Regions from separate parts of the Homo sapiens genome. Here region 1 is linked to region 2. A link is an interaction called in ENCODE POLR2A ChIA-PET data of the cell type or tissue named here. Cell type or tissue: A673. All regions are shown on one strand. Links, peaks and the distances in the headings refer to the core of each region. The heading gives the core; the rest is flanking DNA.

Region 1 (15,757 bases), core at 6,003-11,002, 130 kb before region 2:
AGCCAGCCCTGCATCCACCCAAACTAGCGTGGTGCAGGGACTCCTCCCTCGGCCGAGTCACCTGGCCCCAGACTGTCGGATGTGGGGCCAGCAGGGACCCTGGGGGACGCCCCATGGACACGAGGGAGACTGAAGCCCAGAGGGTCCCACAGCAGTGAGCAGCCCCTGCTGCCAGGCTCCAGGGCTCCAGAAGCCCCAGCCCACCCCACACTCAGGGCGCACAGAAGGCCCCAGGAGGGAGGGTGGGAAACGCCGGGTCAAGCGAGCAGCATCCGATTCTTTTCTGCAGGACATCTGAGCTGTGCCACACACACTAAGGCTTCTAAAGAGAAAAGACAGCGTTCCCCGCTGTCCAACCCTAATCATCACAGGACGCTTTCTGCAGAGCCCCTTGGGGCACGAAGATTCTTCCCAGCACCAGTCTGAGAAACGATGAGGCCCTGGGCAGGAGGAAACATGGCCCCATCCTGTTCTAGGGGCCACGGCACCCCTTGGGGCCCCTCTCCAGACCCAAGGCTGGACAGGCTGGCTTCCTGCCCAGCTCCAGCCAACTGGCATACACTAAGTGTGCAGCTGAGGTGGTGGGAGGAAGGTAAAACGTACCCCACTTGGCAGCCACTTCCAAAATTAAACATGGTTAACATCTGTCCCCGCTGTCCCAATTCCAGACATTTACCCAAGAAAAATGGGAACGGAAGTCCACACAAGCACCTGTATACAAATGTTCACGGCAGCTTTGCTCATAAGAGCCCAACACTGGAAACAACCCAACTGCACATCAACAGGTGGACAGATAAACAGATGTGGCCTGCGCATCGAAGGAATGCTACTCGTCAGCGAAATGGACCCACCGGGGACAGGCGCGGCAACAGGGTGAACCTCACAAAACATGCAGCTGCGGGGACACAGCTAGATGTGAGCACGTGCAAAGTACTGGAGCCTCTTCAGCAGCTCCAGAGCAGGGAACCCACCTCACCAGCGACACAGCGGCGACGAGGGCCGGGTCTGGGAGGGCGTGGGCCAGGGAGGGGCGACGGAGGCGGTCTCCCTTGCCGGGGTGCTGGTGACACAGCGGCTGCACCTGTCAGAACACGCCAGGGTGGAGACAGGAGATCTGTGTGCTTCCCGAGTACAGATCACGGCTCAGCATCTCATGGGAAAGGGACAGGGCTCTCTTCAGGACACGCAGTAAGATTTCAAGTGCGGGCACTTTTAATACTCCGCGATCCAAAGGCAGCTCCAGGGCCAGCCGCGGTTTCCGGCCTCAAGGGCAGGCTCGGTTCTGGAGCTCCCTCCAGTGGCCGTCGGGGTGCCGTCACTTTCAGGGCCCCACCAGGAGAGCAGGGGCCCCGCCGAGGACCAGAGCGCCTGGACCAGAGGGAGCCCTGCGCGGCCGGCACGGATGCCTCTCAATAGGCGGCATGGGGCCGACACGACTCGGTGAGTTCCCGCCACGGCTTTCGCCGGCAGCCGGCGGCTGGAGGACAAGGAGAATGCGCCGGTTCTGTTCCTGGACAAGCTCCATGGCGCTGCGGGGTCCCGGCCCAGAAAGCCCACCCTCCCCCAGAATTTCCCCAGGCCCACAGAAGGGGACCGGAATGGGAAAAATACCGACAAACGCAGCAACGGTGCGGCCGTAGGTGTCTGCGCATCCGGCGGGGCTCCTACGGGACCCCCACGCCGCCTGGACGCCGCCTAGCAGATTTGGGGCCAGGCTAATTGGGGCCCATCGTGGCCCACAGATGCCAGCTCCGGGCCATGCTGAGGGACAGGGGAGCGGAGGATACTGCCTGTTTCCCGGCGGGGGGCCCTGCTCAACAGCCTTTCCCTTCCCTACAAACTGTCCCAGGATCCCGGGCCATTCCTTCCAGTAAGTTGGGAAGTCCAGGACCAGACCTCAACGTGGAAAAAGCTGGAGGAGAGAAGGGGGGACGAGGGGTTCTACCTGCCCTCTACCTACCTGCCCTCCTACCTGTCTGTCCACGGGATGCCCAGAGGCTCCCAGACCACCAGCCCCAGACCCTTGGTACTGCGTCCCCAGCTGTCTGCCAGGGGCCTGCTGGGGAGGCCGATGCCCATCCCTAAGCCTGAGCCTCCAGCCCGGCACGAGGGAAGGCCCCACATGCCCCAAAGGAGAGGGTTCGGGGCACAATCTTCACAAAGGCTGGAGTGCACCCCAGAGGTGAGGGTTTGGGGCACAGTCTGTTGGCGGAGGCAGGAGTACACCCCAGAGGTGAGGGTTTGGGGCACAGTCTGTTGGCGGAGGCTGGAGTGCACCCAGAGGTGAGGGTTTGGGGCACAGTCTGTTGGCGGAGGCTGGAGTGCACCCAGAGGTGAGGGTTTGGGGCACAGTCTGTTGGCGGAGGCTGGAGTACACCCCAGAGGTGAGGATTTGGGGCAGTCTATTGGCAGAAGCTGGAGTACATCCCAGAGGTGAGGGTTTGGGGCACAGTCTGTTGGCGGAGGCAGGAGTACACCCCAGAGGTGTGGGTTTGGGGCACAGTCTGTTGGTGGAGGCTGGAGTGCACCCAGAGGTGAGGGTTTGGGGCACAATCTTCACACAGGCTGGAGTGCACCCCAGAAGTGAGGGTTTGGGGCACAGTCTGTTGGTGGAGGCTGGAGTACACCCAGAGGTGCGGGTTTGGGGCACAGTCTGTTGGAGGCTGGAATACACCCAGAGGTGAGGGTTTGGGGCACAGTTTTCACACAGGCTGCAGTGCACCCCAGAGGTGAGGGTTTGGGGCACAGTCTTCACACAGGCTGGAGTGCACCCCAGAGGTGAGGGTTTGGGGCACAGTCTGTTGGTGGAGGCTGGAGTACATCCAGAGGTGCGGGTTTGGGGCACAGTCTGTTGGAGGCTGGAATACACCCAGAGGTGAGGGTTTGGGGCACAGTCTTCACACAGGCTGCAGTGCACCCCAGAGGTGAGGGTTTGGGGCACAGTCTTCACACAGGCTGGAGTGCACCCCAGAGGTGAGGGTTTGGGGCACAGTCTGTTGGTGGAGGCTGGAGTACATCCAGAGGTGCGGGTTTGGGGCACAGTCTGTTGGAGGCTGGAATACACCCAGAGGTGAGGGTTTGGGGCACAGTCTTCACACAGGCTGGAGTGCATCCCAGAGGTGAGGGTTTGGGGCACAGTCTTCACACAGGCTGGAGTGCACCCCAGAGGTGAGGGTTTGGGGCACAGTCTTCACACAGGCTGGAGTGCACCCCAGAGGTGAGGGTTTGGGGCACAGTCTTCACACAGGCTGGAGTGCACCCCAGAGGTGAGGGTTTGGGGCACAGTTTTCACACAGGCTGGAGTGCACACCAGGGAGGCTTCCCGCCTCTGGCAGAATCACCGCCATGCTCAGTCACAAACCCAGAGCTGCGTTTGGACGCTGCAGCACACGCTGCGGCCCCAGCAACGGTCCTGCGCACCAGGCTCCTCTCCCAGTAAGGTCCGCTTCTCTGTGGAGCTCAGGGGTCCCTGCAGTGCCCACCTTAGCAGAGGGCAAAGCCTTGAGACACGGATGCTTTGTCCTCAGGTCTCCACTGGCTCCTCAGAACAGGGCCCCTCAGCGCTGCAGTGTGTCACATGTCCCCAGTTTCCCCTCGTGGTGCTCACGCCACACCCCTGGCACGGAGGCTGGAACCCAGGTGTCAGTCCTGGCTCTGACCATGACCTTGGACAAACCACCCCTCAGACCTAGAGCCCTCATGCACATCCCCATGGTCACTGCCACCCGGCAGGGAGCAGGACAGCCCCGGGGGTCTGTGACTGTCCCCGGGACATCAGTCTGAGAAACAGCGCTGAGTTGGACGCTGCCTGGTGTGGACACTCGCCCTCCACAGTCACACAAACTCGGCTTTGCAAAATCAGTTCTCAGTGAAGGAAATAATGTACACAGTGGTCCACTTCCAAGACACAGTGTCTTGCTTGCTTAGGTCAGCAAGCTACAGAAGACCAGGCCCCTGCCTGGGTTGCCGATGCCTGCTTGTCGGCCTCCCCATCCCCAGTCTTCCCCCCAACGCTTAGTTGCCTTCACCTGACCCAAAAACTTTTAGTCTATGACGAAAGTTTTACTCGTCTGCAACATAGCTTGTTTTGTCTGTTCTTATCAGTCTGCCCAGCTACTTAGGTCATAAGTCAAATACCTGAAAAGCCCCTGAGCTGACTAGGATTGCAACGCATTGTGGGCTGCAACAAAATGCAGCAGGACAACCCTAAAAAAACACCTACAGCCCCTGCCCGACAACCAATAGGTGATGTCCGGGAAGACTGTGACCCCAGAGTACTCAGCCTGTGAGGAACCGGGGGAGGGGCCTGCGTACTGGGGGATAAATGGCTTGTTGTGACCGTGCTGGGTGTGCCTGCCCACCAGACACCCGATCTTGCAAGACCGTCATTAAAAGTCTCACGTTTAGGCCGGGCGCGGTGGCTCATGCCTGTAATCCCAGCACTTTGGGAGGCCGAGGCGGGCGGATCACCTGAGGTCTGGAGTTCGAGACCAGCTTTACCACATGGAGAAACCCCGTCTGTACTAAAAATACAAAATTAGCTGGGCGTGGTGGCACATGCCTGTAATCCCAGCTACGAAGAAGGCTGAGGCAGGAGAATCGCTTGAACCTGGGAGGCAGAGGTTGCGGTGAGCCAAGATTGCGCCACTGCACTCCAGCCTGGGCGACAGAGCGAAACTCCGTCTCAAAAAACAATAAATAGCTCTCCCTCTCCCCTCTCCCCTCTCCCCTCTCCCCTCTCCCCACGGTCTCCCTCTCATGCGGAGCCGAAGCTGGACTGTACTGCTGCCATCTCGGCTCACTGCAACCTCCCTGCCTGATTCTCCTGCCTCAGCCTGCCGAGTGCCTGCGATTGCAGGCACGCGCCGCCACGCCTGACTGGTTTTGGTGGAGACCGGGTTTCGCTGTGTTGGCCGGGCCGGTCTCCAGCCCCTAACCGCGAGTGATCCGCCAACCTTGGCCTCCCGAGGTGCCGGGATTGCAGACGGAGTCTCGTTCACTCAGTGCTCAATGGTGCCCAGGCTGGAGTGCAGTGGCGTGATCTCGGCTCACTACAACCTACACCTCCCAGCCGCCTGCCTTGGCCTCCCAAAGTGCCGAGATTGCAGCCTCTGCCCGGCCGCCACCCCGTCTGGGAAGTGAGGAGTGTCTCTGCCTGGCCGCCCATCGTCTGGGATGTGAGGAGCCCCTCTGCCTGGCTGCCCAGTCTGGAAAGTGAGGAGCGTCTCCACCCGGCCGCCATCCCATCTAGGAAGTGAGGAGCGCCTCTTCCCAGCCGCCATCACATCTAGGAAGTGAGGAGCGTCTCTGCCCGGCTGCCCATCGTCTGAGATGTGGGGAGCGCCTCTGCCCCGCCGCCCCATCTGGGATGTGAGGAGCGCCTCTGCCCGGCGAGACCCCGTCTGGGAGGTGAGGAGCGTCTCTGCCCGGCCGCCCCGTCTGAGAAGTGAGGAGACCCTCTGCCTGGCAACCACCCCGTCTGAGAAGTGAGGAGCCCCTCCGCCCGGCAGCTGCCCCGTCTGAGAAGTGAGGAGCCTCTCCGCCCGGCAGCCACCCCATCTGGGAAGTGAGGAGCGTCTCCGCCCGGCAGCCACCCCGTCCGGGAGGGAGGTGGGGGGGGTCAGCCCCCCGCCCGGCCAGCCGCCCCATCCGGGAGGGAGGTGGGGGGTCAGCCCCCCGCCTGGCCAGCCGTGCCGTCCGGGAGGGAGGTGGGGGGGTCAGCCCCCCGCCCGGCCAGCCGCCCCGTCCGGGAGGTGAGGGGCGCCTCTGCCCGGCCGCCCCTACTGGGAAGTGAGGAGCCCCTCTGCCCGGCCAGCACACATGCACGCACATACGCACACGGGCACACGAATGCACGCGCACACATGCACACATGCATACACATACACCACGTGCACAGGGACACACGCACACACGTGCACACACGCAAACACGCACACACGGACACGCACACACATGCACACATGCATGCACACACGCACACAACACGCACACGGACACACATGCACACACATGCACGCACATACGCACACGTGCACGATACACATGCACACGCGAGCACATGAACACGCACACGCGCACACATGCACGCACATATGCACACAACGCACGCAGACATACACATGCACACGCACGCACACGGACACGCACGTGCACACATGCACACACATCCACACGTGCACACATATACACACAACGCGTGCACACGGACATGCACACGGGTGCGCACACGTGCACATGCACACACGTGCACACACATGCACGCACACACACAGCACGCACAGACACGCACACATGCACACACACACAGCACAGACACGCACACGGGCACATGCACACGGGCACACACACACGTGCACACGCACATGCACACACATGCACACACATGTACATGCAGCCCCGAGGCAGTGCCACCGGAGCCAGCCTCATGGAGTAGCCTCCTCCAGGGTAACAGGAGCCATGGGGGGGCCATGAGACTGGATTCCACTCATAGAGGCCCCGCACGCGGCTGTTCAAGCAAAGCCACACTGACATTTCTGGTATCAAATTTAAGTCAATCTTTTAATGACCCTCCCGCACGTCAGCAGCAGATCAGGTGCAATGGCAAGAAAAGCAAGCGAGAAACAGCTGTACAACAACATAGGCTTAAAAATTCTTTTTGAAAGAAACTTTAATAAACGATGCATTGGTGAGTGGTGAAACCGGAAGGTGCTGTGGCCCCGGGCTCTGTGGCACTAGCACTGGTAGTCTCAGGTGCGCTGAGAGGACCAGAGCTCCTTGGAGAAAAGCTGATGTGAGGTGGGCCTGGGCACTGGTGGGGGCAGCTGGGGGGCTCCCACTGGCCACACAATACATTAAAAACCACAAAAACTGATGAGTCCACAGCGACACTCCAAAAAGCAGGCAGGAGAGGGAGGAAAGGGGAGAGGGAGGAGAAGTACCACTGTGAGTCTTCATAGAAGCCACTGTTTCCACAGACCCTGGGCAGGAACAGGTTCAGGAGACGCAAAGGCACCGGGTGGGAGGGGTCAGGAGGGCACCGTCGCCACAGGACGCATTGCCAGGGAAGTCCTATGATGCACGCCCACCTCAGTCAAGTGACCACATTCGGTGTCACCAGCATGGGACAAGGTGGAATGGCATGCCTGCGGGCGACACCACATACAACAGGCAGCCTTGCCCCTGTGGGACTCACCCACCTGAGCGGAGCCAGCCTAGGACACCTTAGAAGGAGGGCTTCGGCACCCAAGACTGCACCCCCAGGCCCAGGCCGCACGGCCGCAGCACAGGCTCTGCACCTGGTCGGCACACGTGGGGAGGCTGCAGGACAGAGCCAAGCAGCTCCGGGCAAGTGGCACCCAACAGTCACCCAGCCACACAGGGGAAGAGCGGGGAGGGGCCCAGCGCTCAGGATGGAAGAGCCCTGGGCAAGGCATCCATAGACACCTTAGACTCTGGCCTAAGCGGGGATCCAAGATGGCCTTCCGATACCCAGACCCTCCCATGCACACAGAGTGCCCCCACCTCCCCATGGTCCTGGAGCCGTAAGCATCCTGGCTGCCCACGGTCAGCACACACTGACCCGCCCACGGTGCCTCTGCTGCCCTTCTTCTCTCGCCACTCCCCATCTGCAGCCCGTGTGCTGAGGAGGGCACGGAAAACGTCCAAAGCACGCACGACTGCAGCGAAGCTCATGAATGCCCCTGCACACACGCAGTGGGGCAGACACCGGTTGGCCCTGCCAGGCCCTGCACACTCACGGGACCACGACTGCTCCTCGGATTTCCAGGGTCAAATGGGGTCCAGTCAAGGAAGGGCTGTGCGTTCTGCTTCTGCGCTTAGGCATATGATTAAACACATTTCATAATTAGATATGATCATTGCATCTGAGACACAGAGCTTTCCAAAACGGTCTGTGGGCTGAAGTTACTGCTTCCCTAAACGTCTGAGGGGCAACACCAGTGCCGCCAGCTAGGCCTGCAGCCCTCCTTGTAGAAAGGCTTTAATTATGGAGTCAATTTCTTTTCTTTCCTTTTTTTTTTTTTTTTTTTTTTTGAGATGGAGTCTCGCTCCATCGTGCCCAGGCTAGAGTGCAGTGGCGCAATCTCAGCTCACTGCAACCTCCGCCCCCTGGGTGCAGGTGATTCTCCTGCCTCAGCCTCCCAAGTAGCTAGGATTACAGGCGTGCGCCACCACGCCTGGCTAATTTTTGTATTTTTAGTAGAGATGGGATTTCACCATGTTGGCCAGGCTGGTCTTGAACTCCTGGCCTCAAGTGAGCCACCGCGCCTGGCCTGGAGTCAATTTCTTTAATCGTTACAGGACTGACAGAGCCTTCAAAAGTTCTTCTTGGGTCAGTATGGTAATCTGTATCTTAAAACAATGTGCCCAGTATTGGCATAAAGTTGTTACAACGTTCCCTTACTGTCATTCTGTTGTCTCTAGAAGGATCTGAAAATGTCCTAGGCCCACCGACCAAAACCAGGTCCTGAAAACCAGGACTGGCAGCAGGAGAGGAAGGCGCTCCTCTGGCCTCTTTCTCACCCACTCTGCAGCTTCACACACAGGAACACCTTACACCCTCCTTCGGTGTGAATTTCAAAATACATACAATGACCAGAGGGCAGCGGAAGGGAAGGGCAGAGAGCTTTCAAGCAACACTGCCCTCCCTCCTCACCTCCTCACCGCATTCCACTCCCGTTTCGGAGACAAGTGGCCGGCAGCTACTCCCCGCGCAGGCAGCTCCTCCGGCGCCCCAGCTGAGCTCCCGCCGCCCCTCAGGCTCTGCTTCCCACCCCCTAATCCCGCTGGAATCTGCCACAGCATCGACCTGCTGCTCCTCAACATCGTAGAGCTTTCTTACTTTCTCACAACTCCTTGAGACACTTTTTTTACTGTGGTTTCCTTCCCCAGCCCATATTTGGTTCTCATGAAAACAGAAGCTCCGTGGAGAAAGCGAAGAAAGTCCTTGAAAGTCGCCTGTTCAAAGCCGCCACTGCCGTGATGCCCCCTGACTCCGCACCCCGCCGCCGTGACGCCCCCCACGACCCCGCACCCTGCTGCAGTGACGCCCCCGACCCCTCACCCCGCTGCCGTCACACACCCCGACCCCGCTGCCGTCACTCCCCACGACCCCCCACCCCGCTGCCGTCACGCTCCGTGACCCCCGACCCCGACACCCTGCTGCCGTGATGTTCCCCCAACCCTGCACCCCGCTGCCGTGACGCCCGCCCCGACCCCGCACCCCGCTGCTGTCACGCCCCCGACCCCGCACCCCGCCGCCGTCACGCCCGACCCCTCACCCCGCTACTGTGACGCCCCCCGACCCCTCACCCCGCTGCCGTCACACACCCCGACCCCGCTGCCGTCACTCCCAACCCCCCACCCCGCTGCCGTCACGCTCCGTGACCCCCGACCCCGACACCCTGCTGCCGTGATGTTCCCCCAACCCTGCACCCCGCTGCCGTGACGCCCGCCCCGACCCCGCACCCCGCTGCCGTCACGCCCCCGACCCCGCACCCCGCCGCCGTCACGCCCGACCTCTCACCCCGCTACTGTGACGCCCCCCGACCCCGCACCCCGCCGCCGTCACTCCCCCGACCCCGCACCCCGCTGCCGTGACACCCCCCGGCCCCCATCCCGCTGCCATCACGCCTCCCGGCCCCCGCACCCTTGTCTGTGTCCCACAGCACAGGACCTGTCAGCGAGCGTCTGGCGCCTTCCTCCCTCCCCTGCAGAGACCCGCCAGGCCCCTCCAACAGGTGCTTTCTAAACTGCAATTTCCTCATCTACAAAAGGACAATCACAACAACGGAACCCAGGGGACAGGACTGCATCAACTACAACCAGACGGCGTAGACGGCAGCACACGGCCCTCGGCAAATCAGAGGTGCTCAGTGACCACAGCCACCATGACAGCAGGGCGGGGCGGGGGGCAAGGAAGCAGCGCTGGGAGACTTGGAGACACCCCAAAAAACGCCTTCCTCAGAAACACTGCTGTGCAAGAACCTGCAAATCCCTAAGGCGTCTGTGTCCGATGGCCCCGGCCCCATGCTCTGAGGTCGCGCAGGTGTCCAAGGCCAGGAGGGGCACCGAGGAGACGAAGAAGAAACAGCACAGCAGCTGGGGAGGTGAGGCCCGCGCCTGGGATGTCATGCAGCCTGCCGAGCAGCCGCTCGAGGGACCCGCCCATGTGTCATCAGCTCTGGCCTTCCTCCTCTCACAGATCAGAGAGCAGAGGGCAAGGTGGGCAGAGCCCAGGGTGGGTGCAGGGCTGAGCGCAGGACAGACGTCCCTCCAGCCTGGTGGCTGCCCCGTGTGGTGAGCGGGAGGACGTGTGAGCTGGGGGGCTCCTCCTTGTGACTGCAGATGTGTGGGCCATGGGAGGGCGCAGAATGGACCAAGAACCGAAAGGTCTGTGCAGGGGCCCTGCAGCATCCCAGGAGCAGCCTTGCCGCCACCTCCATCCAACACAACCCGTCCTCTGGCCTCACTGAATTCTCCTGAGGACCAAACACGGGAGGGGTGTGGTTCCTAGGCCATCTGAGCAATGACAAGCTAGACGGGTGGTTAGAAACAGCCATTTTAGGCCAGGGGCGGTGGCTCACGCCTGTAATCTCAGCACTTAGGAAGGCCAAGGTGGGCGGATCACAAGGTAGGAGATTGAGACCAGCCTCTTCAACATGGTAAAATCCTGTCTCTACTAAACATACAAAAATTAGCCGGGGAAAAATACAAAAATTACAGGCAGGCGCCTGTAATCCCAGCTACTGGGGAGGCTGAGGCAGGAGAATCGCTTGAACTGGGGAGGCAGAGGTTGCAGTGAGCCGAGATCGCACCACTGCACTCCAACCTGGGTGACACAGCTAGATTCTGTCTCAAAAAAAAAATTAAAAAAAAAGGAAAAGAAACAACCGTTTTAGGGCTCTTGAAGCTGACCAAGGCCGCACAACAAATCGGGTCACTTTTTTTTTTTTTTTTGAGACAGAGTAGGAGTCTTGCTCTGTCACCCAGGCTGGAGTGCAGTGGCGCAATCTCAGCTCACTGCAAGCTCCGCCTCCTGGGTTCACGCCATTGTCCGGCCTCAGCCTCCCGAGTAGCTGGGACTACAGGTGCCCGCCACCACTCCCAGCTAATTTTTTGTATTTTTAGTAGAGATGGGGTTTCACCGTGGTCTCGATCTCCTGACCTCGTGATCCGCCCACCTCAGCCTCCCAAAGTTCTGGGATTACAGGCATGAGCCAGCGCGCCCAGCCCGGGTCACATTTATTAAAAAAAAAAACCCTCCTGACCTCAGGTAGGAACAGCAGAGTCTGAGTCACCAAAGCCCGGGGCTGCCACTCTCCAGGGCGCCCCACTCCCAGCTCCAGCGGCTGAGTCCACCAAGCCAGGACAGGCCCAAGGACCAGAGGGCGAGGTGATTCACAGTGGAGCTCGGAAAGACCCATCCATGCCCAGCGCCTTGTCAAAAACCACAGGGGTCTTGGTGACAAGCAATTGAGGGAGGCCAACATGGCAGAGCCAGGGCTGCAAAATCGGCTGGAATAAGCATCAGACCTGCTAGAAGGGTAAGAAGAGCAGTGCAGTGTGGTACATGCCAGGGAGGAGCATCGCCAGGGAGGAGCACCATGAGGGAGGAGCACCACCAGGGAGAGGCAGGCCAGGGAGGAGCACCGCCAAGGAGGAGCAGGCCAGGGAGGAGCACCACCAGATAGGCTGCAAGGAGCACCCTTTCCTGAGCCTGCATGCTGCTCCGCAGGAGGCTGGGGAGCACCTCCCTCCCAGGCATGGGCTCTGGGGAGGAGTTCCCCTGTGGCACCGGTGGTTTCCCATGGATGTGCCACGCTGGTTTTCGGAGCCTGCAGGCGGACTGGGCACCGTGTAAAGAGGCCCGAGAGGGTTCCCCTAACACAGGCAAGCGTCATGCACAGGGCACAAGCACCGGGGAGGGATGTAAGAAAGGTCTATGCTTTCAGTTTCCAACAGGGCTGGCCCTGGGAAAAGCCGCAGAGGGAAGCTGGCTCTGAATTAATGTCCAAGATCTTTTCCTCCACTTGGCAGGGCTCTCTCCCTTCAGGGACCGGTGGCCTTGGCCAGGACTCTTCCCAGCCCAGCGCCACAGCCTTCTCGGGAAAGCCGGGGGAGGAGAGCATGGGGACTTGCACGCCTTGCCTGGCTGGGGAGAGGACCTGCCTTCTAGCCACACTTCCTGCACAGCCCACGCCCAACCCCTGGGTGACGCTCCTGGCACAGGCTTACGGGGTGGTCAGCGAGGGGCTGGCCCCTGCTCTGCAGCCAAGACTCAGGTTACCCAGTGTCCAGTCCGGAGCTCCTGCTGTTCTGGGTACCCTGCTGTTGCGGGCAGAGGGCCGAGACCCCCGGCCTGGGCCAGATGCCAATGCTGGCTCTTAGCTCGAGACTGTACGACAGGGTCCGAGGAAGGCGCTCTTGGGCTTACAAAGGCCTGAGCACTTTTCCCTGGTATTCTTGGGGGCTTTCAGGTCCTATTTTTATTTATTTTTATTTTTTTGAGATGGAGTCTCTCTCTGTCGCCCAGGCTGGAGTGCAGTGGTGCCATCTAGGCTCACCGCAAGCTCCGCCTCCCGGGTTCACACCATTCTCCTGCCTCAGCCTCCCAAGTAGCTGGGACTACAGGCTTCCACCACCAAGCCTGGCTAATTTTTTGTATTTTTAGCAGAGATGGGGTTTCACCGTGTTAGCCAGGATGGTCTCTATCTCCTGACCTTGTGATCCGCCCGCCTCGGCCTCCCAGAGTGCTGGGATTACAGGCGTGAGCCACTGCACCTGGCCTCAGGTCCTATTTGAAGTTGCTCTGGTCCTCCCAGAGTGCTGGGATTACAGGCGTGAGCCACCGCGCCCGGCCCCAGGTCCTATTTGAAGTTGCTCTGGCAGGGCTGCTTTCTGAACGTGCAAGCCCTCAGGTGCCCCGTGCACAGGCACACACCACCTTTTCCCTCTGCAGTACTAAGCTGGCTGCCTCCTACCAGGGCTAGTTTGAATTTTCCTAGGTCACACGGGCAAGCCAGACGCTGCTTACGTGCATTGAGTGTGGTGTGAGCGGCTTCAGACCAGATTCCTGTCTTCTTTACACAACTCTAGGTTTTCTGTGCCTGTTTTCGGTGAGCACAGAACAACTGAAGGAAGCGCGGGACAGACACAAGGGCGGGCCTCGGTGCCACGGCTGGCCTTGGGCAGAGGGAAATGCTTTGTGTACTTTCTCTGGGAAGCAGCAGCCCCAGCGCGGCCTCGGCGTCCTCTGCCGCCAACTGCTCCGTGACCGCTGGGCGTGTGTGCGGGGACATGGGAGCAACTTCACAGTGGTGGGAAGTTTCTCTCCTAAAACGAAAGCTTCTCTATACTACAGATTGGCCCCATTAAATAAAAGAAAATACGGTGTATTTTTACAGCGTTTGGGATTGGAAATGACTGAGATTCACGGTGGCTCTAGTCCTGTCTCCTGAAGACGGAGCTGGACGAGGTCTGCGGACAGTCAGAAAACACGTCAGGGTTTTGGCTCAGCTGCCAGATATGCAGCTATGGTGGGATTTCTGCGGCAGGGCAAGGAAGTGGAGACAGTTCGCGTGGCAGAGCACAGCGGGTGCCCTATAGTGGGCACGCCTGGAGAGCGTATATTTTCACAGGGCCCGAAACCTGAATGGAGGATTCTTTCCACCAGCTGCGGGGTGGGGGGGGGCTCAGGCACATCAGTTTTCCCACCCAGAAGACGAAGGCCTGCGAAGGGGGCCCCATGAGGCCTGGGAAGGGGGCCCCGTGAGACCTGGGGTTAAATCTTCCACAGCAAGCAGGGACCCCAGCCAGGCTCTGCACAAGGCAGGCGCTGCGCTCAGGTGGGAGTCCTGTGAGATGCTCCTGCACCCCACACTCCCGTGACCACAGGCGAGGCCTAACGCCCCCCACGCCGGTTCATCTCGTCTCCTCAAACTCCCACCAAGATGCTCACGACAGGGCCCAAATGCACTCCCGGGGGGTTGGCTAGTCTGCAGGATCACAGGCTGGCCCAGTGAAAACCTGGGCTTCGCTGCCTTACAACCATGCAGAACTCATAGCCAGGCCATGTGCCCACCTGCCCACTGGGACCCCGGGACAGTGCCTGCTCCAGACAGAGGCTGGGAGCTCTGTGAGGGGCACATGGAGTGAAGCAGAGCCTGCGGCTCACCTGTTTGGCTCTGGCTGGCCAGGTGCCCCCTCAAGCCCCAGCTCAGCCTTCCCCCAAACACTCAGCTCCATCCCCCACCCCAGCGGGTCAGGGCTCCATCAAGACTGCTGGTGAATGGCCGGCTGAGGAGGCAGCGAGGCAGCGGGTCAGGGCTCTGTCAAGACTGCTGGTGAATGGCCGGCTGAGGAGGCAGCGAGGCAGCGGGTCAGGGCTCTGTCAAGACTGCTGGTGAATGGCCGGCTGAGGAGGCAGCGAGGCCTTTGGAGAGGGAGGGCCAGGGTCACAAGACCAGCAGGGCACAAAGGTGGCTACGGGAGGAGCAGGAAGTCAACAGCCGCAAACAAACCTCCCAAGCCACTCGAAGCTGACATCCGCAGGCCACAGGGACACACCTGAGGCTGCGGAGGGGCGGCCACAGACCTTCACAGCCATCCTGGGTCCCCAGGCAGGCAACGCCCGGCTGCTCGTCTGCTGTCCACCTCCCTATGGGGACACCTCAAATCACACGAGAATTGTGACCTCAAAAGCTTATGCTGCTTTTGCACAGAAACAGTGACGTGTGAACCATCCTGGGATGGTATGAAAGACAAGCGCAGGTCTGGAAAAGCAGTTCAGAAGCCACTCAACTGTCTACGCTGGGGAGACGGTTTCGTGAGCTACCACCACAGCCTATAACTACTTATCCATTAAAAATGATAATAAAACCCAGGAAGAGGCCGGGAAAACATTCAATAAACCAGCGTGCTGAGGGAATCTGCACAACCCCCCTCCCTGCCCAATGTAGACGTGTGACGGGAAGTGGCAGGGGCAGCAGCTCCTCTGAGGGGCCCCGTGGCAGGCAGGCCCTGGCGGGGGCTGGGAGGGCTCAGGGGCAGGGGTGACTCCCAGATGCCCTCCAGAGGGTCCAGGGCCCTGCAGGAGCCACCAGCCCTCACCACTGGAGTCCCCGGCCTCCCAGCTCTGGGGAAGCAGCCCTGGAGAAGTGGCGCCCATGCTTTCTAGAACCTCTCTGAAGGGTTGTTTAAGCAGCGAGGGCCCATGCTGCCGTCAAGAACACACAATTCTCAAGGTCCCGGCTTTGGGGAGTTCCCCCAGGCCCCGAACCTGACCTTGGCAGCCCCTCTGCGTGGCTCAGGAACGAGTCCCACAAGCCCCTGGCTCTTGGCCGGAAACCGGCCACCAAAACAGACTGTGAAGGGCCAACCCCTCCTCCCAGGGAATTCCAGGGCTCAGTAGGACCCTTTGCTTTCCCTGGGGTTAGAAGGACAGGTGCTGGCAGAAACGCAAAACAGAGTGGCCACTTTGGCAGCTTTGTATGAAGCTAAATGTGCACACACTGTAAGAACCAGCGATGCCCAATCCTAGCGATCCACCCAAAATAAAATTACGCTCACATGAAACCCTGTATGTGAACATTTAAAGCAGCTTTATAATAGACACAATCTGGAAAGAACTCAAATGTCGCTCCCACGATGGCGGGACACAGACCGCGGCACAGCCCCCCGTGCTCAGTGGCGAGCAGCCACGGCCACCTGGTGTGCACGACGTGACACACCATCT
Region 2 (15,757 bases), core at 4,650-9,649:
AGTGTATTTCAAGGAAGGGTCAACTTTAGTCCCAGACAAAATTGGGACACAGCCTCCTGCCTTCCTTCCCCCTTGGGCAGCAGCTGCTGTGAGCACCCAGCTGCTCCCTGGAACTTGGACAAAGCGCGTTTGGAACAGAGCTCCAGAGCCGCCTCCTGCAGCCGCCCCGGCCAACACCCAGGAGACTCAGATGTCTTGTTTCCTTCCTAACCCCCAATTCCATCCATCACTGCGTCCTGTTGACCAGGGGTCCCCAACCCCCGCGCCATAGACTGGCACCCATCCATGGCCTGTTAGGAACGGGGCAGCACACCAGGTGAGCAGCGGGTGAGCAGTGGGCAAAGCTTCATCTGTATTTTTTTTTTTTTTGAGACAGAGTCTCACTCTTGTTGCCCAGGCTGGAGTGCAGTGGAACAATCTTGGCTCACTGCAACCTCCACCTCCAGGGTTCAAGCAATTCTCCTGCCTCGGCCTCCTGGGTAGCTGGGATTAAAGGTGAGCACCACCATGTCCGGCTAATTTTTGTAGTTTTAGTAGAGATGGGGTTTCTCCATGATGTCCAGGCTGGTCTCAAACTCCCGACCTCAGGTGATCCACCCACCTCAGCCTCCCAAAGTACTAGGATTACAGGCGTGAGCCGCCACAGCCAGCCCCTTCATCTGTATTAACAGCTGCTCCCATTGCCGACGTTACCGCCTGAGCTCCACCTTGTCAGATCAGTAGCGGAGTTCGATTCTCACAGGATCGTGAACCCCATTGTGAACTGTGCATGCGAGGGGTTAGGTTTCACACTCCTTATGAGAATCTAATGCCTGATGATCTGTCATTGTCTCCCATCACCCACAGATGGGACCGTCTAGTTGCAGGAAAAGAAGCTCAGGGCTCCCACTGATTCTACACGATGGCGAGTCGTAGAATTATTTCATTCTATATCACAGTGTAATAACAGTAGAAGTAAAGTGCAACATAAATCGAATGTGCTTGAATCCTCCCGAAACCATCCCCTGCCCCCACTGTCCGTGGAAAAATTGTCTTCCACAAAACTGGTCCCTAGTCTCAGAAAGGTTGGGGCTCCCTGCTATTGATGACCCCCAGGCATCTCCCCAGCCTGCCTGCAGCTCCCTGTCCCTCTCACCGCAGCCGCCCTGGTCCAGGCCGCGTCCTCTCTCCCCAGCCAACCTGCCTGCTGCTGTACCCCATCCGTCTCACTGCAGCCATCCTGGTCCAGGCCGCGTCCTCCTCCCTAGGACAGCTGTGATGCTTCCCAGCTGGACTTCCTGCTTCTGCCTTTACCCTATAACATCCTTCTTTAACACAACGGCCAGAATGATTTCCTTCAAAAACAGCAATACGATGATGTCATTTGGCCGTTTAAAACTTCCTGTGGCTTCACGTTAGTCAGAGTCTAAACAGGAAAACAGAGCCGCCTTCAGGTTGTGTAACCAAAAGGGAGTTGAAGGTGGGGAGTCGTTTACTAGCTTGGGGCAATCTACACGCAACCTGGGGACATGGGGAGCACCAGCAGGGACCCTCAGTCACCTGCAGAGTGGGGAGGCACCAGAACAAATGGAACCGAGGCCACAGGTGTGCAGGCCCGCACCCGAAACCCCAACACTGTGGGAGGCCAAGGTGAGAGGATCGTTTGAGGCCAGGAGTTCGAGACCAGCCTGGCCAACAGAGAGAGACCCCATGTCTATAAAATATTTAAAAATTAGCTGGGCGTGTTGGCTCATGCCTGTAGTCCCAGCTACCCAGGAGGCTGAGGTGGAAGGATTACCTGAACTCCAGAGGTTGAGGCTGCAGTGAGCTATTAATACAATTGCACAACTGCCCTCCAGCCTGGGCAACACAGAGCAAGACCCTGTCACCCACCCCCCACCAACAAAAAATCAAAAAGCAAAAAACAAAAATGAGCTGAGTGTGGTGGCTTAAGCCTGTAATTCCAGCACTTTGGGAGGCCAAGGCATGAGGATCACTTGAGCTCAGGAGCTTGAGACCAGCCTGGCCAACATGGTGAAACCCCATCTCAACTAAAAAAAATACAAAATTAGCTGGGCATGATGGTGGGCGCCTGTAATCCCAGCTACATGGGAGGCTGAGGTAGGAGAATTGCTTGAACCCGGGAGGCGGAGGTTGCAGTGAGCCAAGATCGCACCACTGTATAATTTAAAAAAAAAAAATTGAAAAAGTAGCCAGGCGTAGTGGCAGGTGCCTGTAATCCCAGCTACTCAGGAGGCTGAGGCAGGAGAATCATTTGAACCTGGGAGGCGGAGGTTGCAGTGACCTGAGATTGCGCCACTGCACTCCAGCCTGGGCGATGAAGCAGAAAACAAAAAACAAAAAACAAAAAAACCGAGGCCACCGTAGCTCCAGTGCCTGGAGCAGGGCCTGCGTTGAGGCCGTGGTGGATGTCGGAGGGTGGGTGAATGAATGAACAGTGAGTTCACTCCACATTGGGTGCCTCAGTCCAGCCGTCCCCGTACACCCGAGGGGCCCCACGCAGCCACACCTGGCTTTTCTCAGGCAGTGGCTCTTCCCACCTGGGTCTCCGTCCTAGGGGTCTGTCGCCCTGATGTCAGGGAGCGGGCGCAGCTCTCAGACGCGCTGGTGTTGTCTCCTAACTCTGCCGCTCCCCAGCTGTGTGGGCCGGTCTGCCCCAGTTTCCTGCTCTGAAGAAGAGAGATTGAGATACAGGTGGCAGCCTCGGAGGGTGATTGTGAAGGGTCCAGGCGGTTCCCGCGTGCAGCCTCGGGACAGGGCTGTGCTGGAGCCATCGAGCTGGAGAGAGAGTGAGCTTCACCCCAGGGCAGCTGTCTCCCCAGACGAGCCCCGCTCTGGGACATTGCATGGGAATCTCAGCTGCTCCGGGATGTTCATTCACCCTACCTCTCTCAGGACACCCTGGCTTTGCAGAGCCCGTGCGTGAGTGTCTCTGAGCCGGGTGCCAGGGGGTGGCACTGTTTGCTCACCGTTGGCCTCTGCTGGCAGCGTGGTGCCCGGCGCGGCGTGAAAGCCCTCGGCCTCCCAGGCGCTTTCGGCCTCACAGGCATCCCTCTGGCTCGAAGTGCTCCTGCTCCCACAAGGCTCAGGAAACCTGTGCTGCTCAGAGCTTTGCGTTTAAAAATCACGTTGTTCTGGTTTGGACCACGCAACTTAGACATTTCTTTCAGGAACTGGATTGGCTGTGGAGGGGCCATTTAGAAATCTTTTATCTAGTCAGTTTCCTTCATCTGTATTTTGGAAATGCAGAGAAGGTGATTGAACCTAGCGGAATCTTGGGAGCATGTCCTTGAACACGGCAGGTGTCCCCGGGACAAACAGGTGCAGCTTTCTGCAGAGGACAGCGATGCCCCGGACAGCCTGGGCTCCCAAGTTCTCCCATGTGCCCCAAGGTGCCGTGCTAGGGTACAGGGGGTTGTGGAGTTTACTCATTCCTGGAGGCAGGTATTCAGCCAAGATCAGCGGTCTTGATGTTGCATAAATGTTGGGGAAGAAATCTTTCTGCTTGGGGAGCTGTTGATTTCAGTATTGGCTCTTAGCTGATAAAAACAGTAGTTCCAGCCAGGCCCGGTGGCCCACGCCTGTAATCCCAGCACTTTGGGAGGCCGAGGCAGGCGGATCACGAGGTCAGGAGATCGAGATCATCCTGGCTGACACGGTGAAACCCCGTCTCTACTAAAAATACAAAAAAATTAGCTGGGCGTGGTGGTGGGCGCTGGTAGTTCCAGCTACTTGGGAGGCTGAGGCAGGAGAATGGCATGAACCCAGGAGGCAGAGCTTGCAGTGAGCTGAGATCGTGCCACTGCACTCCAGCCTGGGCGATAGAGCGAGACTCTGTCTCAAAAACAAAATAAAACAAAACAAAAAAACCCAGTAGTTCCTGCCAGCCAGGTGCAGTGGCTCACACTTGTAATCCCAGCACTTTGGGAGGCCAAAGTGGGCAGATCACCTGAGGTCAGGAGTTTGAGACCAGCCTGACCAACATGGCGAAACCCTGTCTCTACGAAAAGTACAAAAATTAGCTGGGCATGGTTGCAGAAGCCTGTAATCCCAGCTACTGCGGCACGAGAATCGCTTGAACCCAGGAGGTGGAGGTTGCAGTGAGCCGAGATGGTGCCGTTGCACTCCAGCCTGGGTGACAGACTAAGACTCGGTCTCAAAACAAAAACAAACAAACAAAAAACCAGTTCCTACCGTTTATGAAACGCCGCTCGCAGCCTGCCCCTGTGCCCTTCACGCCGTACTTTGTCCCGTCTTCTCAGTGACCCTGCAGGTCAGTGTGGGTGATGGTCACAGACATGAAGCTCAAAGCCGCGAGGGACCTTGCCCAAGGTGTCCAGCCCAGGAGGAGCGGAGCCAGAATTCCACCTTGGGCCGTCTGACCCCAAAGACCGCAGTTTCCAGCGCACAGACTCTCCAAATCATCCTCTCAACTGGAGGAACGTCACCTTCCCTGCAGCCCACGGCACCTTCCTTGATTTTATTACCAGATCCATGGTCCAGCCTGGTGTCTGGTTACTATTTTCCACCTGCTGTAAAGTGATTTGGGGCCAGGCACAGTGGCTCACGTCTGTAATCCTAGCACTTTGGGAGGCTGAGTCAGGAGGATTGCTTGAGCCCAGGAGTTCGAGGCCAGCCTGGGCAACGTAGTGAGACCTCATCCCCACAAAAAAATTAAAAAATTAGCTGGGCATGGTGGTGAACCCCTGTGGTCCCAGCTCCTCAGGAGGCTGAGGCGAGAGGATCACTTGAGCCCAGGAGGTTGAGGCTGTAGTGATCTGTGATTGTGCCATTACACTCCAGCCTTGCAACAGAGCAAGACCCTGTCCCTCTCTCTCTCTCCACACACACACACACACACACACACACACACACACACACCACACACACACACGTTGGGGGGATAGGACTGTGGTCAGCATTTCCAGGATTCACCTCCCAGGGCTGGAGAATGGATGAAGAGGGGCGGGTGGGGGGAACACAGGAGGCTGTGATGAAGAGGGGCGGGTGGGGGGACACAGGAGGCTGTGATGAAGGGGGGGTGGGGGGAACGCAGGAGCCTGTGATGAAGAGGGGCGGGTGGGGGGAACACAGGAGCCTGTGATGAAGAGGGGCGGGTGGGGGGACACAGGAGGCTGTGATGAAGGGGGGGTGGGGGAACACAGGAGGCTGTGATGAAGAGGGGCGGGTGGGGGAACACAGGAGGCTGTGATGAAGAGGGGCGGGTGGGGGGACACAGGAGGCTGTGATGAAGAGGGGCGGGTGGGGGGACACAGGAGGCTGTGATGAAGGGGCGGGTGGGGGGACACAGGAGGCTGTGATGAAGGGGGGGTGGGGGGAACACAGGCGGCTGTGATGAAGAGGGGCGGGTGGGGGGACACAGGAGGCTGTGATGAAGGGGGGGTGGGGGGAACACAGGCGGCTGTGATGAAGAGGGGCAGGTGGGGGGACACAGGAGGCTGTGATGAAGGGGGGGTGGGGGGACACAGGAGGCTGTGATGAAGGGGGGGCGGGTGGGGGGACACAGGAGGCTGTGATGAAGGGGGGGGTGGGGGGACACAGGAGCCTGTGATGAAGAGGGGGGGGTGGGGGAACACAGGAGGCTGTGATGAAGAGGGGCAGGTGGGGGGACACAGGAGGCTGTGATGAAGGGGGGGGTGGGGGGAACGCAGGAGGCTGTGATGAAGGGGGGGTGGGGGGACACAGGAGGCTGTGATGAAGGGGGGGTGGGGGAACACAGGAGGCTGTGATGAAGGGGGGTGGTTGGGGGAACGCAGGAGCCTGTGATGAAGAGGGGCAGGTGGGGGAAACACAGGAGCCTGTGATGAAGAGGGGCGGGTGGGGGGAATGCAGGAGGCTGTGGAATCCTTTACAGTTCACAAACTGCGTTCACATCAGTGACTTTGGTCTTTTGCTTTTTTTTTTTTTTGAGACAGGGTCTCACTTTGTTGCCCAGGCTGGAGTACAGTGAAAAGGTGCAATCACAGCTCACTGCAGCCTCAACTTCTTGGGCCCAGAAGATCCTCCTGCCTTGGCCTCCCCAGTAACTGGGACTACAGGCACTCGCCACCATGCCTGGCTAATTCTTTTTTTTTGGGGGGGTAGAGAGTGGGTCTTGCTGTGTTGCCCAGGCTGGCCTGGGACTCCTGGGCTCAAGCGATCCTCCCGCCTCAGCCTCCCAAAGTGCTGGGATCACAGGCGTGAGCCACCACACCTGCCTCACATCAGTGATTCGGGACCTGAGCTCTTCTTTGGGCCTGCCTGTCCCCTGGTGGGGCGGATGTCAGGTTAAAGGTCACCTCCCCAGCGAGGGCTGTACTTGCCACCCGACATCTCAGAGCCACTCTCTTTTTTGAACCAGGACACCCTATTTTAATTTTCTTTGTACTTTTTGCTGTTTGGTATTTTCCTTTCTATTTAAATGACTATTTTTATTTTCTGTCTCTCTCCCCTAAAATATAAGTTCCATGAGATCAGAAACTTTGTCCTGTTCCCCTAGCCAATCGATAGTCATTAAATGAACCACCAAATTAGCGATTCTCACATCAATAGATGAAAAATAAAGGAGAGACCTCACAGCTTGAGAGAAGAAAATGCATAGTGATTGTTTTAAAGAAATGGCTAAGGCGGGCGCGGTGGCTCACGCCTGTCATCCCAGCACTTTGGGAGGCTGAGGTGGGCGGATCACTTGGGGTCAGGAGTTAGAGACCAGCCTGGCCAACATGGTGAAATCGCATCTCTACTAAAAATACAAAAAATAGCCAGGCGTGGTGGCACATGCCTGTAATCCCAGCTACTTGGGAGACTGAGGCAGGAGAATCGCTTGAACCCAGGAGGCGGAGGTTGCAGTGAGCCAAGATCGTGTCACTGCAGTCCAGCCTAGGAAACAGAGCAAGACTCTATCTCAAAAATAATAATAATAAATAATAATAATAAAATAATAAATGGCTAAATTTTAAGTGCATACATAAACTCTTTTAAGATAGAGTGAGACCGTATTAACAGCGGATTTTTTCCTACAGTCTTACATTTGGGGCCAAGTTGGCTGGAGCTAGAAATTGCACGCATTCTTGTGAAAATCTCACCAACAAAGGAAGGCCTACCAGATACCTTTGAACTGGGCACCAGACCAACGTGGCCATGTCAGCAGCGTCGCTGGCACCATCTGGCCCGGCTGCCCGGTGTTGGAGGGGTTTAAACATTGTTACTGACCCGCATTGGTTGTAACTCTGTTCTTCATTCAGAGACGAGAGTGAGGAGAGGGTTTTCTGGAGTGTTAGAAACACACTTTGGTGAAATGACTTCTAACCCAGCACAGAACATCGACCAGGGTTGTAAAATGAGTACAGAAATCCTTGTAATGTGAGAGGATTACGGTTGCCCATAAATATTTATGGGGTAACAGCAGCTTCTCAGATGTGTCATACACAAGACATCTGCCACCGAGGCTGAAGCCCAGACTAGATAGTTCAACACAGACTCACGTAACATGTTTATTGTTTATGAAGAAAAGCCGTATTTTTTTTTTTGAGACAGAGTCTCACTCTGTCACCCAGGCTGGAGTGCAATAGTGCGATCTTGGCTCACTGCAACCTCCGGCTCCTGGGTTCAAGCGATTCTCCTGCCTCAGCTTTCCAAGTAGCTGGGATTACAGGTGCCTGCCACTATGCCCAGCTAAATTTTTGTATTTTTATCTATCTGTCTGTCTGTCTGTCTGTCTGTCTGTCTATCTATCTATCTATCTATCTATCTATCTATCTATCTATCTATCTATTTTTTGGAGACAGAGTCTCACTGTGTCGCCCAGACTGGAGTACCATGGCACGATCTCGGCTCACTGCAACCTCCGCTTCCTGGGTTCAAGTGATTCTCCTACCTCAGCCTCCCCAGTAGCTGGGATTACAGGCATGCATCAGCACGCCTGGCTAATTATTGTATCTTTAGTAGAGACAGGGTTTCACTGTGTTGGCCAGGCTGGTCTGGAACTCCTGACCTCATGATTCACCTGCTTCAGCCTCACAAAGTGCTGGGATTACAGGCATGAGCCACTGTGTCTGGCCAGAAAAGTCATATTTTTTTTTGAGTTGGAGTCTCGCTCTGTCGCCCAGGCTGGAGTGCAGTGGCGCAATCTCAGCTCACTGCAAGCTCCGCCTCCCGGGTTCATGCCATTCTCCTGCCTCAGCCTCCTGAATAGCTGGGACTACAGGCGCCCGCCACCACGCCCAGCTAATTTTTTTGTATTTTCAGTAGAGACGGTGTTTCACCGTGTTAGCCAGGATGGTCTCGATCTCTCGACCTCGTGATCTGCCCTCCTCAGCCTCCCAAAGTGCTGGGATTTCAGGCGTGAGCCACCGCGCCCAGCGAAAAGTCATATTTTTAAAGTGAAGTTAGGGGCTGGGCGTGGTGGCTCATGTCTGTAATTCTAGCACTTTGGGAGGCAGAAGCCAGAGGACTGCTTGAGGTCAGGAGTTCAAGACCGGCTGGGGCAACACGGTGAAATCCTGTCTGTAACTTTACTTTTAAAATACACAAAAATTGGGCCAGAAGGATGGCTGACACCTGTAATCCCAACACTTAGAGAGGCCGAGGGGGGCGGATCACCTGAGGTCAGGAGTTCCAGACCAGCCTGGCCAACATGATGAAACCCCGCCTTTACTAAAAATACAAAAATTAGCCGGGCGTGGTGGCGGGCGCCTGTGATCCTAGTTATTTGAGAGGCTGAGGCAGGACTATTGCTTGCACCCAGAGGTGGAGGTTGCAGTGAGCTGAGATCATGCCACTGCACTCCAGCCTGGGCGACAGAGTGAAACTCTGCCTCAATCAATCAATCAATCAATCCATAGAAATAAAATACATAATTTTTTTTAAGTGAAGTTTGGGTCAAGGGGCTTATTTTCTTCTAACCTCCTCACCTAGCAAAACTGCTGGCCTCTAAATTCTCAGAAGCCGCCCCGGGCCCCACGGAATTCTAATGAACGCACATTGTCTCCCTGCTAGAGATGAGTCTGTGCCTGTCCCAACAGTGCTGGGTGGTGGCTCCCCGACTCGGGGCCCCCCAAGGGGCGTGCAGTTCTTCGGAGGCTCTTGCCTACGCGCTCCCCGGCCTCCACTTGGCCTCGAGCCTGGGGAAGGCGCCGCGCTTGGCTCTTGAATCTTGCTGGCAGTTTTCCCAAGTTCCACAGAAGCCCCGGTGAGAAGTACAGTTCTGCCTCCTGTTGTTTTGGGCTGTTGTTTACGCGGTCCTGGGATACATATGGCGCATGGAAGCAATTAAGGTAAAGATGCTGAATGGGTCCGTCCCCCAGGGCTCCAGGCTGCCAATCTCCCATCCCAGGGAGGCTCCGCTCAAACCCATGAGCCCCGAGAACGTGCGTGCGTGAGAACAGCGCTCTTCAGAGTGGTTTGGTGTTGTTGCTTCTTAAGATTGATTTTTAACCTCAGCCAACAAAAAACCAGGAGTGGGTGGGGTGTGGTGGCTCATGTCTGTAATCCCAGCACTTTGGGAGGCCAAGGCACACGATCACCTGAGGTCAGGAGTTTGAGACCAGCTTGGGCAGCATGGTGAAACTCCATCTCTATTAAAAATACAAAAATGAGCCAGGCATGGTCGTGGGTGCCTGTAATCCCAGTTACTTGGGAGGCTGAGGCAGGAGAATTGCTTGAACCCAGGAGGTAGAAGTTGCAGTGAGCTAAGATCATGCCACTGTACTCCAGCCTGGGTGACAGAGCGAGACTCCGTCTCAAAAAAGCAACAACAGGCCAGGCACAGTGGCTCATGCCTGTAATCCCAGCACTTTGGGAGGCTGAGGCGGGCGGATCACGAGGTCAGGAGATCGAGACCATCCTGGCTAACACAGTGAAGCCCCATCTCTACTAAAAATACAAAAAAAAATTAGCCAGGTGTGGTGGCAGGCGCCTGTAGTCCCAGCTACTTGGGAGACTGAGGCAGGAGAATGGCGTGAACCCAGGAGGTGGAGCTTGCAGTGAGCCGAGATGGCACCACTGCGCTCCAGCCTGGGTGACAGAGCGAGACTCCGTCTCAAAAAAAAAAAAAAAAAAGAAGCAACAACACAAAAAAAAACCCAAAACCAGGAGTGCTTCCTCTTCCTTGCAAAGTTGTGCAGAAGATGTGCAGCTGTGAATGCTGCAGCTTGGCCATGCAGGCCACGGCCACATTTGCCACTTCTGCAGTGGAAATGATACCGGAGTACTGGGAAGGGAAGAGTGTGAACCCTTTCAATGATACAGGAGGGAAGTGCTGGGTAGAGAAAGGCAGGTCCCTGGCTAGGGCTCCACCCCCATGGACCTAGGTGAGGACAGGGATTTCCTGCCCCAATGTTGCATTTCCCAAGACCACCCTGGCCCGCCATGCCCCCATCCTGGGCCTCTGAAAACCTGAGACCCTAGCGGGCAGACACACAGGTGGCCAGAGGTGGAGAGGAGCACATCGGAGGAAGAAGATGCATGTGGCTGGTCGTCGAGAGGAGCACGCCAGCCAGGAGGGCTCACCGACAGACTCTGGCACGCTGGCCGACCATCGATCCATCAACCGGGGCAGTCAGAGGAGAGCTGGGCCCCCCGAGAGGCCCATCTCCAGGGAAAGACCATCTCCCTTCTGGCTTAATAAAACCACCTCCACTCAATAAAACTTTGCACTCATTCTCCCAGCCCAAGTGTGATCCTTCTGGTACACCAAGGCAAGAACCTGGGATGCAGAAAGCCCTCTGTCCTTGGGGCAAGGTAGAGGGTCGAATTGAGCTGGTTAACACAAGCTGCCTATAGGGCACCCTGGAACACACGCCCACTGGGGCCTCAGGAGCTGGAAACATCCAGCCTTAGACACTGCCGTGGGGTGGGAGCCCCACAGCCTGCCCGTCTGTATGCTCCCCTGGAGGTTGAGAGCGGGGTACTGAGGAAGCGAGACACATCTCATCACACATCCTGCGAGGGGGACAAGGGAACCTTTCCAGTTTCAGAGACGGCCCTGCCACATCGCCCGGGTGCATCTCTGTGGCTGTGAAAGTGAGAGCCGGAGGTCCCGGGGAGCAGAGGTCGTGAGGCCTCTGTGCTGGCTTCTCGGTATTCCTGTCTTGGTATTCCTGGCAGTTTGGTCCCCTGGAGGTGGCCATGTGGCATGGACAGGGGCCTCTATGCAGAGGCTTTTTCAGCAACTGTGCTGTGCTGCCGCCATGGCCACCTCCGTTGTCATCATCCAAAGGCACCTGCCGTCCACAGCACGGAAGCACGCTCAGGCACTACTTTTTTTATTTTTTATTTTTTACTTTTTTCTGAGATGCAGTCTTGCTCTGTTGCCTAGGCTGGAGTGCAGTGCAGTGACCTCACTGCAACCTCCTCCTCCTGGGTTTGAGCGATTCTCCCACCTCAGCCTCCCGAGTAGCTGGGACTACAGGTGCCCGCCACCATGCCAGGGTAATTTTTGTATTTTTACAAGAGACGGGGTTTTGCCATGTTGGCCAGGCTGGTCTCAAAGTCCTGAGCTCAAGTGATCCGCCTGCCTCAGCCTCTCAAAGTGCTGGGATTACAGGTGTGAGCCATTGCACCCAGCCTATATTTTTCTTTCTTTTTTTTTTTTTTTTTTTTTTTGAGATGGAGTCTTGCTCTGTCACCCAGGCTGGAGTGCAGTGGCGTGATCTTGGCTCACTGCAAGCTCCGCCTCCTGCGTTCACACCATTCTCCTGCCTCAGCCTCCCGGGTAGCTGGGACTACAGGCGCCCGCCACCATGCCTGGCTATTTTTTGTATTTTTAGTAGAGATGAGGTTTTACCATGTTAGCCAGGATGGTCTCAATCTCCTGACCTCGTGATCTGCCCGCCTTGGTCTCCCAAAGTGCTGGGATTACAGGCGTGAGCCATTGCACCTGGCACGCCCAGCCTATTTTTAATTTTTTAGAGGTGGAGTCTCACTGTGTTGCCCCGGCTGGTCTTGAACTCCCAGGCTCAAGCAATCCTCCCACCTCAGCCTCCCAATTATCTGTGACCACAGGTGTGTGTCACCTTGCCCAGATAATTTTAAAATTTTTCCTTTGTAGAGATGGGGTCTTGCTATGTTGTCCAGGCTGGTCTCAAACTCCTGGGCTTAAGCGATCCTCCTGCCTCCGCCTCCCTAAGTGCTGGGGTTACAGGCCTGAGCCACTGTGCCCAGCCTGCAAATTCTTTCCCTTCTTTCTTCCCCAAACTGCCACAGTAGTGTCATGCAGAATATACTTAAAACAGAGGGTCCCTAGTTTCTTATTTTTAGTCCCGATGAAAAGAGAATAGCACTTCACTAGTGAGAATCTGTGGAGCAGTAGAAGAAGAAGGTTTACACTATGCAATTACCAAAGTACAATGGCCTGCACTGACTGAAAGCTGACTTGAGAAGCCATTGAATGGGGCTAATTAATATGTGAAAATTCAAATTTGACATATTTGTGCAAAAGAGGTTGTGCAGCAGAGGCCGGGCGCGGTGGCTCACGCCTGTAATCCCAGCACTTTAGGAGGCCGAGGTGGGAGGATCACCTGAGGTCAGGAGTTCAAGACCAGCCTGGCCAACATGGTGAAACCCCCGTCTCTGCTGAAAATACAAAAATTAGCCGGGTGTGGTGGTGCATGCCTGTAACCCAGCTACTCGGGAGGCTGAGGCAGGAGAATCGCTTGAACCTGGGAGGCGGAGGTTGCAGTGAGCCGAGATTGTGCCATTGCACTCCAGCCTGGGGTACAAGAGCAAGACTCCGTCTCAAAAAAAAAAAAAAAAAAAAGAAAAAAAAGAGATTGTGCAACAGAAAGAAGCCAAATCACATTTAACCTAAAGGGGGCAGCAATTTATTCTCTCTAAGGTTGGAAGGAGTGTTCCTCAGAACCACGGGCGCTGAGGGAGATCTGGAAATGTATGTAAGTTACCGTCACAAGGCACAGATACATGGGAAGACATGACACATTCAGATTTTAGCAATACTTATAAACTCCAACAACAGGTGACGGAGGGAAAAGAGCCGCGGGTAAATTTCGATAGTGATTTAGGCTGGCCGAATGTGAAAATTTTCTCTTTAGTATTCAAATTTGTCAAGTAATTTACTCTGAACTCCCAAATAATAAACAAAATGTGAAATAAATAAGACTGGCCAGGTTGGGCGAGGTGGTTCACACCTGTAATCTCAGAACTTTGGGAGGCTGAGGCACACAGATCACTTAAGGTCAGGAGTTCGAGACCAGCCTGGCCAACATGGTGAAAACCTGTCTCTACTAAAAATACAAAAAATTAGCCAGGCGTGGTGGTGGGCGCCTGTGATCTTACCTACTCAGGAGGCTGAGGCAGGAGAATTGCTGGAACCAGGGAGGTGGAGGTTGCAGTGAGCCCAGATCATGCCATTGTACTCCAGCCTGGGTGACAGAGTGAGGCTCTGTCTCAAAAAAAAAAAAAAAAAATTAAGTAAGGCTGGCCAGAGACCCAGGGGAGGGATGCATGCCAGCCACTCCGCCCAGGCACCTCACTCTGTTTTTGTTTTAGATCTGAGCCTTTGAGGCCAGGGCTGGCTGGACAAATGCCCCCAAAACAGCACGTGTGCACTCCTCCATTGGCAGCCAACCGGGCTTTGCTGGAGCTGTGCGTGTGTGCGTGTGCGTGCGTGTGTGTGTGCGTGTGCGTGCGTGTGTGTGTGTATGTGTGTGTGTGTGCATGGCTAAGGATTTCGGAGAGCAAGACAGTTCCCCTGTAACTCTGATTCTATAAAAAATATGCTGCTTGCAGTCAGGGAGCGGGGTTTCTTTCTGCCCCTCCTGGGCTGTGTGAGGGGCTCCGTATTTATTCTGGCAAGCCTCACAAGTGGTGTTGCCGCGAATTTCTGGTAGCGTCTGGGCTCAGCTGTGCTGGGTGGGGCCTTCTTGGGTTCCAGGCCTTCTTGCCGGAGTTCATTTAAAACCATGATTGGTGACACCAGGAAGAGAACAGCACCAGAGCACAAGTCCTCAGCTGCGCATTTTGGTTTAAGAAAATAGATGACCTCCAGGGACACCAAGCAGCGACTTCATTTTAAATAGAACCACCCACAGATTCTGGTGTTACCTGAAAATCTAAAAGATGTAATTATGAGTGTTCATAGCATTAGTTGACAAGGGTCTGAAAATACTGAAGATAGCTTTCTTTCTTTCTTTTTCTTTTTCTTTCTTTCTTTTTTGAGACAGTTTTGCTCTTGTCGCCCAGGCTGGAGTGCAATGGCATAGTCTCAGCTCACTGCAACCTCTGCCTCCTGGGTTCAAGCAATTTTCCTGTCTCAGCCTCCCAAGTAGCTGGGATTACAGGTGCCCACCATCACACCTGGCTAATTTTTGTGTGTTTTTTTGTATTTTCTTTTTTAGAGAGAGTCTTACTATGTCACCCAAGCTGGAGTGCAGTGGCGCAATCTCTGCTCACTGCAAGTTCCACCTCCCAGGCTCAAGTGATTTCTCCTGCCTCAGCCTCCCGAGTAGCTGGGATGACAGGTGCCTGCCACCAGGCCTGGCTAATTTTTTTTTTGAGACAGAATCTCGCTCTGTTGCCCAGGCTGGAGTGCAGTGGTGCCATCTCGGCTTACTGCAACCTCTGTCTCCTAGGTTCAAGTAATTCTCCTGCCTCAGCCTCCGGAGTAGCTGGGATTACAGGCACCCACCACCACGCCCAGCTAATTTTTGCATTTTTAGCAGAGGTGGGGTTTTGCCATGTTGGCCAGGCTGATCTCAAACACCTGACCTCAGGTGATCCACCCACCTCGGCCTCCCAAAATGCTGGCATTACAGGCGTGAGCCACCACGCCCGGCCTAGGCCTGGCTAATTTTTGTATTTTTAGTACTTATGGGGTTACACTCTGTTGGCCAGGCTGGCCTCAAATTCCTGACCTCAGGAGATCCGCCCACATTGGCCTCCCACAGTGCTGGGATGACAGGCATAAGCCACCACGCCCAGCCTCAAGATAGCTTTCGAGGATTGCACAGGAAAAAAAAAAAATCCCAAACACTCAAACAAATTTGATATCCTTCAACTGAAACCAAGTTCTGTGACATCTGTTGCAACCATGTTTCCAAGCTTCAGTCATTCACACGCCCCGCGCTCAGCCATAGCCACATCCCCAGACCACCTGTATGATCAACTATGATATGTGTTTTTTAAACCAATTTGCTCTTTTAGCTTAAATAAATTCACTTGAGATGAAGCTCTACCTCACTGCTGTAGAATTACACTGTTGGGAGGACGGCAGTGCCCCCTGATTTGAGGTTTTGCTTTCTATTGTTTCAGTCTGAAAATGTTACAGTATCTTGGGAGAGAAAGACTACATTCGCGGGGAGGGAGGAGGGATAGCATTAGGAGATATACCTAATGCTAAATGACGAGTTAATGGGTGCAGCACACCAACATGGCACATGTATACATACGAAACAAACCTGCACGTTGTGTACATGCACCCTAAAACTTAAAGTATAATATTAATAAAATTAAAACAAACAAACAAAAAAACCAAAAGAATGTTGATAAACAAGAAAAAAAAAGAAACCATATAATTGGTTTCTGAAGATTGATACTAGTCAGGTTTAAAGAATCCGTTTGATAAAATCCCAAAAAGATAACTTTGTAAGAAGCCAAAATAAACTTTCATGGCAATGCAAAAAAAAAAAAAAAAAAAAGACTACATTCACATAACTTGTATTACACCCTATTGCTATAATTGCTCTATTTTATTAATAGTTGTTAATCTCTTCCTGTGCCTAATTTATAAATTAAACTTTAT

Evidence for each region. Peaks named below come from ENCODE experiments on the same cell type or tissue, not always from the same donor. Only the 100,000 strongest peaks of a DNase experiment are listed, where the experiment ranks them.
Region 1: POLR2A ChIA-PET joins it to region 2 with 9 read pairs; 2 of 35 experiments call an interaction of 5 or more read pairs at or near these places.

The regions. Positions count from the first base shown.
Region 1 is chr7:1,064,645-1,080,401 of GRCh38, forward strand. All of the region lies in intron 2 of CHLSN (cholesin), which reads right to left. It overlaps CHLSN-AS1 (CHLSN antisense RNA 1), which reads left to right and starts at 1,087. Exons shown (of 3, transcript NR_187853.1): 1 at 1,087-1,440; 2 at 8,914-10,130; 3 at 13,120-13,418. RefSeq lists a silencer at 1-3 and enhancers at 1,060-1,229, 5,155-5,938, 5,939-6,721. In A673, for the core only: no CTCF peak of the experiment used is centred there; no DNase peak of the experiment used is centred there.
Region 2 is chr7:1,191,084-1,206,840 of GRCh38, forward strand. No RefSeq gene overlaps it. Among named protein-coding and RNA genes, the nearest start is that of UNCX, 34 kb to the right of the region's middle. RefSeq lists an enhancer at 2,240-2,741. In A673, for the core only: no CTCF peak of the experiment used is centred there; DNase peaks (open chromatin) are centred at 7,338 and 9,158; H3K27ac peaks cover 1,716 bases.